Regions from separate parts of the Homo sapiens genome. Here region 1 is linked to region 2. The links are chromatin loops, found by intact Hi-C in ENCODE. Cell type or tissue: heart left ventricle. All regions are shown on one strand. Links, peaks and the distances in the headings refer to the core of each region. The heading gives the core; the rest is flanking DNA.

Region 1 (4,390 bases), core at 316-4,315, 59 kb after region 2:
TTTAGTCTGTGTTGTCCCTAACTGTACAACCTGGGATCATTAATTTCCCCCCCTCTACCCTACCCCCCCTTCCTTCCTCCTTTCTTTCTTTCATCTCCAAACCTAAGAGTCATCCCTTTTCCACACTTGACCCATCACCAAGTTCTGTGACTCTACCTTCCAAATACACCCTCCAAGCTGCCCATTTCTCACCCCTCCTCTTCTGCTCCCACCCTAAGGCAGGCCCCACGTTTCTTCCTAGAACCACTGCAGTTCTATCTTAATTGGTTTTGCTACTTTCACTTTGCTCCCCGCTAAACTCTATCCCCCAAGCAGAGACCGGAGGATAAATCAGTTCGCATTACTTCCCTACATGACTTTGAACCTTGCTTAAAATAACACCCAGGCTGTGTCCCTTGGTCTGCAGAGCTTCTGAAGTCTGACCCCTGCCCCTCCTGCCTCCCCTCAGGCCTCAGCACCTCTCCCCTTCATCCCAGTCACACCATCCTTCTCGCAGCATGTTGAAGCTCTGGAGCTTGCTTCTGATGCTAGGCCTTCACCTTTGCTGGTCTCTCTGCCTGGAAAGTTCTTTCTTTGGCCCTCCACGTGGCTTGCTCCATGATATTGTTCAGTTCTCCAAGCAATGCCCTTTTCTCAGAGAGGCATCTGTGACTACCCTCTGTGAAATAGGACCCTTCCATAGGCGTTCTCTTCTCATTAAATCCACCCGCCCAACACATATTTATTGACTCTCTACTACAGGCTTTCTCAACCTCAACACGTGACTTTTTGGATGGATCCTTCTGTGTCGGGGGGATGGGGAGGCTCTCCTGTGCATTGTAGCATGTTCAGCAGCATCCCTGGCCTCTACTCACTAGATGCTAGGAGCATCCTCCTCCTACTTGTGACAATTAAAAATGACTCCAGACATTGCAAAATGTCCCTGGGGGGCAAAATTGCCCCTGGTTGGAAGCCACCAAATAATACAGATTCAGCACTCTTTACAAACCTGGGATGCTTCAGTGACTAAGACAGACCCCACTATTAGCACCCCACACTTTCTTTTCCTGGCCTTCTTGGAGTACATTCTGGTGGGAGGAGACAGACAATAAATATAATAAATACCTAAATTATGCTATTCTAGAAAGTGGCATGTGCTATGGGAAAAACTACAGCAGCTGAGGGGTGATCACGGGTGCTGGACGGGGTTGTGATTTTAAATAGGGTGGTTAGGGTAAACCTTGTTGGAAAAGTGCTTTAACATTTACTTTTTTAAACCACTGCATATATGACAATGTGAAATTATATCACAGCTTGGTTCCCTGGTTTATTGTCTGTCTTCTCTCCCAGCAAGTAAGCTCTATGAGGGCAGAAAATGTTTCTATCCTGTTCAAAACCTTGTATAGTTAATATATAGAACAGTGTCTGGCCTACTGTGGGTATTCAGTAAACATGTAGGTCATTTTCAAGAGCTGAGAATATAAAAATAAATTAGAGCCTAAACAGGCAGTGTTTAGTCCTACTCTGATGTTTAGAGATACCCCTTACCTCCCCATTCTACCCACCACCAATAGTGAGATATCCCCAGTACTAACTTATTTCAAGGGTAATTAAGACCTTCTGTAATTTTAGTTTATAATCAAGAGTTAATTTCAAATAAGTAATTCTCTTACTGGAGTATTAGTCTTCCTGTATTCAAGCAAATCTAGCCACAGAGAATCTTGTTGAGGAAAGTCCTTTCCATCCTGCTAAACTGCTTCCCACCCTGACATCTTCTCTCCCTGCCCCTCGCCCCCCAGTTTCAGCTCTTTCTTCTGAGACATCACTCAGCAGGAGGAAAGGATGCTTTGGAAAGGGAAAGGAGAGAGCTTCCCAACACTGAAGGTGTTCAAGGGTGGATTCCATGGCCACTTGCAGGATCCTCTCAAGAGGACAGGAACCTGCAGTGGTAGAGACACAAAACCAGTGATTCAAAATGTTAGTGAGCAGCAGGGTCACCCAGAGAGCTGATTGAACAGATTGCCAGGTCCCACTCTTGGAATTCTGACTCAGCAGCTGGAGGGAGTGCAAAGCCCAGGTAACACCTGGTGCTACTGTTCTAGGGACCACACTTTGAGCCATTCCACAGTCAAGTGCCCCGCAGCCCCTCTCACACCCGAGGGTCTGCAATGGTGTGATGCCTCCTTTTCAGGCATGAAATGCAGCTCTCTGGTTCCTGCCTTTTCCTCGCCTCCTGTTAAACTCCACTTTGAACTTGTCTTCCCCTGACACCTACTATGGTTCTGCTTTGGATCTTAAACCTCTCATTTTTATCCCCGGTATCTCTTGTCCACCCCTCTTCCTTTTAAACAAATAATTCCTGCCTTCCTGCCTCAGTCAGTAATTCTTTTAAAAGTCAAAGATGGGTAGTAACCTCTGCTGTGAGGGATATGGGGCCAGGAGGCTTTGCCTGGGAGGGAAGCGTATGACATTGGCACCCTAGAGAAGCACCAGAGATAGCCCATAAGGAATTGACAAGCTGGGAAAGGAAGCTCTGGGCTTTTTCCGAGGAATGCGTGCACTTTGTGCCCGGGTAATCATGGATGGTTCATGCAGAGGTGTGGTCTGAGCTGAGATCTGCAGGCTGAAACGAAGGGAGCTATCGGGTTGAACCGCATGAAATTGCTGCTATTCAAGCGTTCTTGGCCTAGAAAACCTGAAATTTCATATGGCTCAATCTAAGAATATTATTTTAATTCCTCCCACGAATCAGGTATAATTTATTTTGTAGATGAGAAACTGAAGTCCATAGAGATTAAACAACTTGCCCAATGGCACAGCGTAAGAGGCAGAACCAGGAACCCAGACCCGTTTGACTCTACGCCCTAGATTTAGGATTGATCTAGCTCAGTGGGTCTCAAGCTTTGGAGAGAGCTTCTGAATCCCCCGGAGGGCTGGTTAAAATCCAAATTGCAGGGCCCCAGCACGCAGAGATCCTATTCAATAGTTGGGAGGGCAAACTCCCGACTCCTAGGAAGTACTGATGCTGGTCTGTGGACCATACTTGGCATTGTACTGGTCTAGGTAGACAAGAAGGAGGAGGGCATTCTTAAAAGGGCCAAAGGTGGTGGCAGGATGAGCAAAGCCCCAGAGGCAGGAGTGGGCATGGGTGGGGGGAGGTTGGGATGGTGGAGAAAATGGAACAGGCTGGTGGAGAGTAGCAGAGACAGGTTGTCTCCATCCTTCCTGTCCCAGTCCCTCTCACTCTCATCTTGTCCCATCCAAGGAGACAAGATCTGGCAGCATCCCTCTCCCCCGCAGAGGCCCATAGAGGGTTTCTTAGCCTGGATAATTTCTCCAGCGCCACTGATCCCTTCTGCCGAGTGTGATAAACCCTATTTCATAAAGAAGACATGAATGGCTGTAATCAGATACAATGTTTGCCACGCTGAACAAAATGAGCAAAAGAAAAAAAATATGCAGCCAGGCTATAATTATGGGTGTAATATTTCAGCCCATTAGCAAAAAATATCTCAGAAACCTGCTGCCCCTCCTTCTCAGCTAAAAAATTGGATGCTAAGCTGGTGAAGGCAAACAGAGAGAGCAGAGCACTGAAGCAAAGGCCTAATTAATTGCTGATACCATTTTTTTGTTTGTTTTTTCATTTTTGGTCGGCGGCGGTTCTGAGAATTCTGGGTCTTTTGCTGCACCGGATAAAAAGAGAGGTGGCCACTCCCAGCCGCGCTGCTCTAAAGGCCTCTCTAGGTGCCGGTCACTCTTCCTCAGCTCCATCCAGCCAGGTCTAGTACTCATCAAGGGCCTAGCACTTCCTAAACACTTGGTGCATTCAGCCTTTTTGGACAATCATAGCTATCTTTTATTGCTTGCTGTGTGCCAGGCGCAGTGATAAAGCCTTTACAAATTTGATCTCAGTCTTTCCTTTGGGAGCAATGTGAGGGAGTATAATGGATGTTGTTGATGGTCTTCAGGTCCCTTTTGACTTCTATTGTTTATTTTTGAGCCCTAGCACCTGTGACTATCTTTGGAGGATGATCCATGAGCTGCTAGAGTCACTTTGTGTGGGTGAGAGAGTCCCTATTACCTGGGAGTCTGTGCCCTAGGGAGGGGTCCTAGGCCTGTGGGCAGCAGGGTGGGGGTAGGAAAGCCTGCCTCCTGTCAAGGGCAGAGTATCAGAGAGAAACTTAACACTTCTGAGTTCCCCAGGAATCCCGCTAAGGGCAGTAGGAGGCTTTGCCTGAAGTCACTCCTTGCCTGGCTTCCTCCCCAGCCCTGCCCTGCTCCCTCTAGTCTTCCCTGGGAAGCTTTCCTCATAAATCATTTGCACATCAATCTTTGTCTCAGAGTCAGCCTCTGGGGCACCTGACCACCATTGTACCCCAGAGGAAATGGAAGTTTAGAGGAGATAGTAGCT
Region 2 (4,390 bases), core at 83-4,082:
AGGGCTGCTGGACTGGGGAATCCACCGTGGCTTGATGCACATGTTTGATGCTGGAGTGCCTCAGTTCTCCTCCAAGTGTCCTCTCACCCTCCAATAAGATAGACAAGCAGCCTTGGGGCAGCATCCCAAGGGCAAGAGCAGAAGCTGTCAGGCCTTTGGGGCCCAGGCTGCTGAACTTGCTGGTACCTTTCCATCACATCCTGTTAGTCATGGTGAGTCCAGATTGACTGGACGAGGGAAACAGATCCCACCTCTTGATGGAAGGAACCTCAAAGACATTGTGGACATATTTAATTTGCCACAAGATGCCTGGGTTTAACTCTCAGTTTGGACACTTGCTAGTTGTAAACTTGAGCTTTTCACTTAACCTGTCTGAACCTCAATCTCCTTCTCTGCAAAATGGGGACAATCCTAATCCCCCTTGTCAAGTTTTATGACGACTAAGTGAGAAAAGGGCATGAAGTGCTTTGCCCAGTACCTGAGACATAAGCGCCCATTGTGATTATATTAATAGACCCTGCTCTTACTCGTCCATGACCTCAGGGCAGAAAAGGACTTTGAGGAATTCAGAGAGGCCTGGTGCCCTGGCCAGCTGACAGCAGAGCCTGACAATTAGCTAGGTCTCCCGACTCCCCGTCCAGTGTTCTTTCTGCCACACAAGCTGCCACTCTTAGACTGAGCACAAAAGACAAATCTTCCAGTCTGGGGATGGCAGATCGATTTTCTCACCCTTGCTGGCTGTGATTGATTGGTGGTGCTGCCCTGAGTTCTGCAGTGAGAAAAGCTGTGAGGTCTGGCCCCAGCTCAGTGGGAAGGAGGGCCAGGATCGATCGGTGATGTTTGCCCTGGGTGCAGTCGCGGGGCGGGGGCACACACGCAGTTTGCTTGCCATTCCTGCTCTGGTCTTAGCTCTGACCTCACCCCTGTGGCTGTACTAGGTGCTGGGTGAACAACGTGCTCCAGGCCTTTCATGTCACAGAAGAGGACGCAAGGTCCGGACTGGTCAGGAGATTGGCCTCATGGTCACACAGCAGGATGTTTCCTGGTCAGTGACTTTCCCATGTTTCCATTCTTCCCAGATCCCTGGGGAGTCTGGACAAGTGTGTGTCTGGCTCCTGTGGCCTGAGTTTCCAATTCCCAACTAAGAAAGGTAGAGATTCCAGGGCTTTCTGCTCTGGCTCAGGCCTCAGGCAGGGGGTCCTTAAAGCACCAGCATGGGGAAAAAGGCTTCTCGGCTCTTTGTTTGGATTCAGACAGGGCATTTTCAAGTTTCTTGAGATCACAGTGGAGGCCAGCCAATTCTATTTTCACTCGAGGCTCAATCATCTCTTTCCCTGGTCTTCTGCACACACGGGCTGGCGTGAACTCAGATGCGGCAGGCCCACAATTAGGAGAGAGGGAGGAGTAGTTACTCAGGCGCTCAGGGCCAGCAGGTTTGGAGCACCCTTTCCGAGGCAAAGACATGACACAAATCTTCCCACTGCCCAGCCAATTCCTCCTCGTGTATCTGCCTGGGGTGACACTCAGACAAGGTCTGCACTCAGGCCCAGCCATTAAGGAATTCATTAATCAGAATCCTGTTTACAGCTCTCTGGCAAGCGATCATAATTTACTGGCTCAAGCCAGACCCTGGGCCTTCCTGCAAACTGCTGTGACATTTGGTAAAAATATCAGCTGGGGACTGGGCCAGGCCGGGAGGTGTGTATGCAATTCATGCTGACTTGTGAAACAGAGGTGCTGTGTGGGTCACAGGCACTAGGGAAGGCTGGAGGACAGGCTGTCACTGGTTCCAGGTGTCACCTTGGACAAGTCACTTCCCTGTCATCTCACATCTGTATTGCAAGAGGTTTGGAGTAAGTCAGATGGCAAGTCTGTCAGCCCACAGACTCGCCCCTTGTGCTCTGCACAGGATCCACTAGCATGGGTTTTTTTTTTTTTTTTTAAATAAAACAATAGAAAATGGAATCCCTTGCCAACATTTACAAACTGCAAATTTCACTTGAAAATCTAGATTTCTGGTACATGGGGAGTGTACTCCTATCTGGCAATGAGAGCCTGAAGCTGAGTATTTCCCGACATCTCCAGATGGGTCTGTGGTCTCAGGTTTGCCAAGGTTAGCAACGATCCCTGCTACAAGGCATGGGCCCAGGGCCTCCATGTACGGCCGTGCAGGTTGCACACTATTGTGGAGCCAAAAGGGGGCTGAATCCCTACAATCTGCTGGCATGCCGTGGGCACTCGTGGCGTTTACATCTCCAGAGGAAGGGGTCTTTTTTATAATTCTCACAATGGCCTTGTTTGGGCCAGCCATGGTCCTGCCTGGGCCCACAGTTCTGTAGTTTGCATTCCACAGAGGGCCAGGGTGGGGCTTCCCTAGCGCCACAGGCAGGGACACTGGCAGGCCATGGGCTGGGAGGCCTTGGGGAAATCTCTACTCTTCTCTGGGCCATAGTTTCCTCACTTAAAAAACAAGGGCATGCGCTAGCTGATCTCAGGGGCAATTCTAGCTGTAGAATATAATTCACCGGAGGGGAAGAGGTCATGGCCGGGGCACACGAGTGGGGAGCTGGGCTGTGTGGCTCCGCTCTGGGGAGAAGGCTCCAAAGCCTAACAGGAGCCAGCAATAGGGGCACAGCACAGACTGGGCACAGCCCTCCTGCCCCCAGCCTCATCTTTCAGTGCTCTTCAAGGCAAACTCTGGCCATCGGTGCTGGAAAAATTTATAATCTGGCCTTTTCCAGAAAAAGTTTATTGACCCCTGCCCTAGACCCACCAGTGCCCATGAAATTGGAGTTCGGATCAACTCAGCCCATTTTTCATATTTTACAAATGAAGGAAATGAGGCACAGAGAAGTTAAGCAACTTGTCCAAGGTCACACAGCTAGTGAGAGACAGAGTTAGCATCTGAATCTAGTGAGTCTGACTCTGGAAAAGCACTTTTCCAAAGTAGTGAGATTTCAAAGAACAAACCAATGCCCAGAGCACAGGCTAGAAAATGGACAATGTACGGCCCCTGTATTGGGCATTTTATTCCAAGGCACTTTCCTCCCTGGAATATATATTTTAGTTGATCATCAGAAGAGGGTTTATACAGGAGAGGGTATGTGTAATTAATGCTTTTTGTTTTTGAAGCTTTGAAGTGGGGCCATGAGATAGTCTAGTCTATGAGGCTCATTTGGAAAGTGGCTATTTGCACATGGCAGCCAGGGAGAGAAGGGTTCACTAAGTGACTGTCTAGGGCAGGGGGAATATTTAACCTATTTAGGAGAATGAATGGGATACAAGCACTCCTGAACCTATGTTTGTAGTTGATCCACAGTGTAGGTCCTTATAGAATATTGTTTGTTTCATGTTGATTGATGAATGGGTTTTATTTCCTCTATAAAAAAAAAATAAAAGAAAAGCATTCCTTGTAACAGGTCCTAAGGAATACCACTTAGGCGAACTTACTTAAAATCTGATACACCTCATAATGTTAAATATTTCATGTAAAATACACTTGTTACACAACACCATGTAGCCATTTACTATTAACCAATTTTTTCAGAATACTTTTATTATTTAGGTAAAATAGGTTGATATAATGGATTGCTATCAGGATGTCTTATGTGCAATATATTTTATTGCTCCTCATACATGCTAGTGCTCCTTCACCTTGAACACTATGGAAACATGTTTGAGAAAAGGAAACGCATGGAAAGTTAATATCACTACACCGAGTTAACATTTAAAATCAGAACCAGGCCAGGCACGGTGGCTTATGCCTGTAATCCCAACACTTTGGGAGGCCGAGGTGGGTGGATCACCTGAGGTCAGGAGTTCGAGACCAGCCTGGCCAACATAGTGAAACCTCGTCTCTCCTAAAAATACAAAAATTAGCTAGGTGTGGTGGTGGGCGCTTGTAATCCCAGCTACTTGGGAGGCTGAGGCAAGAGAATCTCTTGAACCTGGGAGGCAGAGGTTGCAATGAGCTGAGACCACGCCATTGCACTCCCGTCTGGGCAACAAGAGCAAAACTTTGTCTTAAAAAAAAAAAAATCAGAACCATATACCCAAGTAGATGCTACACCTCTTCCTGGAAGTCACTCTTTAAGATTCTGATGTCTAAAGGCAAGCCCCTAAAGGCAGCACCAACAAGCAAAACCTAGCACCGCTCAGGACCATCGTTCCAGTTTACTTGCCGAACCAAACAGGTTTATGTCATTGACAATATACTTCATTACTACCAAATCACAAATTGAATGCCAATCAAGGCATAGATTTGAAATATGAAAACAAACTTGTAACTTGATAAGTCATCTTTGGGCATTTTGGAATCTTCTGGAAAATGATTTCCTGCACAATGGTTTGTTCTCCAGCTTATACAGAAGTTACTCATACATTATCTCAT

Evidence for each region. A loop is a pair of places that touch in the nucleus more often than their neighbours do. Peaks named below come from ENCODE experiments on the same cell type or tissue, not always from the same donor. Only the 100,000 strongest peaks of a DNase experiment are listed, where the experiment ranks them.
Region 1: it touches region 2 in a loop (3.0-fold over the local background); 1 of 110 quality-filtered maps calls a loop at or near these places.

Annotation. Positions count from the first base shown.
Region 1 is chr15:70,223,074-70,227,463 of GRCh38, forward strand. No RefSeq gene overlaps it. Among named protein-coding and RNA genes, the nearest start is that of TLE3, 130 kb to the left of the region's middle. In heart left ventricle, for the core only: no CTCF peak of the experiment used is centred there; no DNase peak of the experiment used is centred there.
Region 2 is chr15:70,164,502-70,168,891 of GRCh38, forward strand. No RefSeq gene overlaps it. Among named protein-coding and RNA genes, the nearest start is that of TLE3, 69 kb to the left of the region's middle. In heart left ventricle, for the core only: no CTCF peak of the experiment used is centred there; a DNase peak (open chromatin) is centred at 1,700; H3K27ac peaks cover 1,575 bases.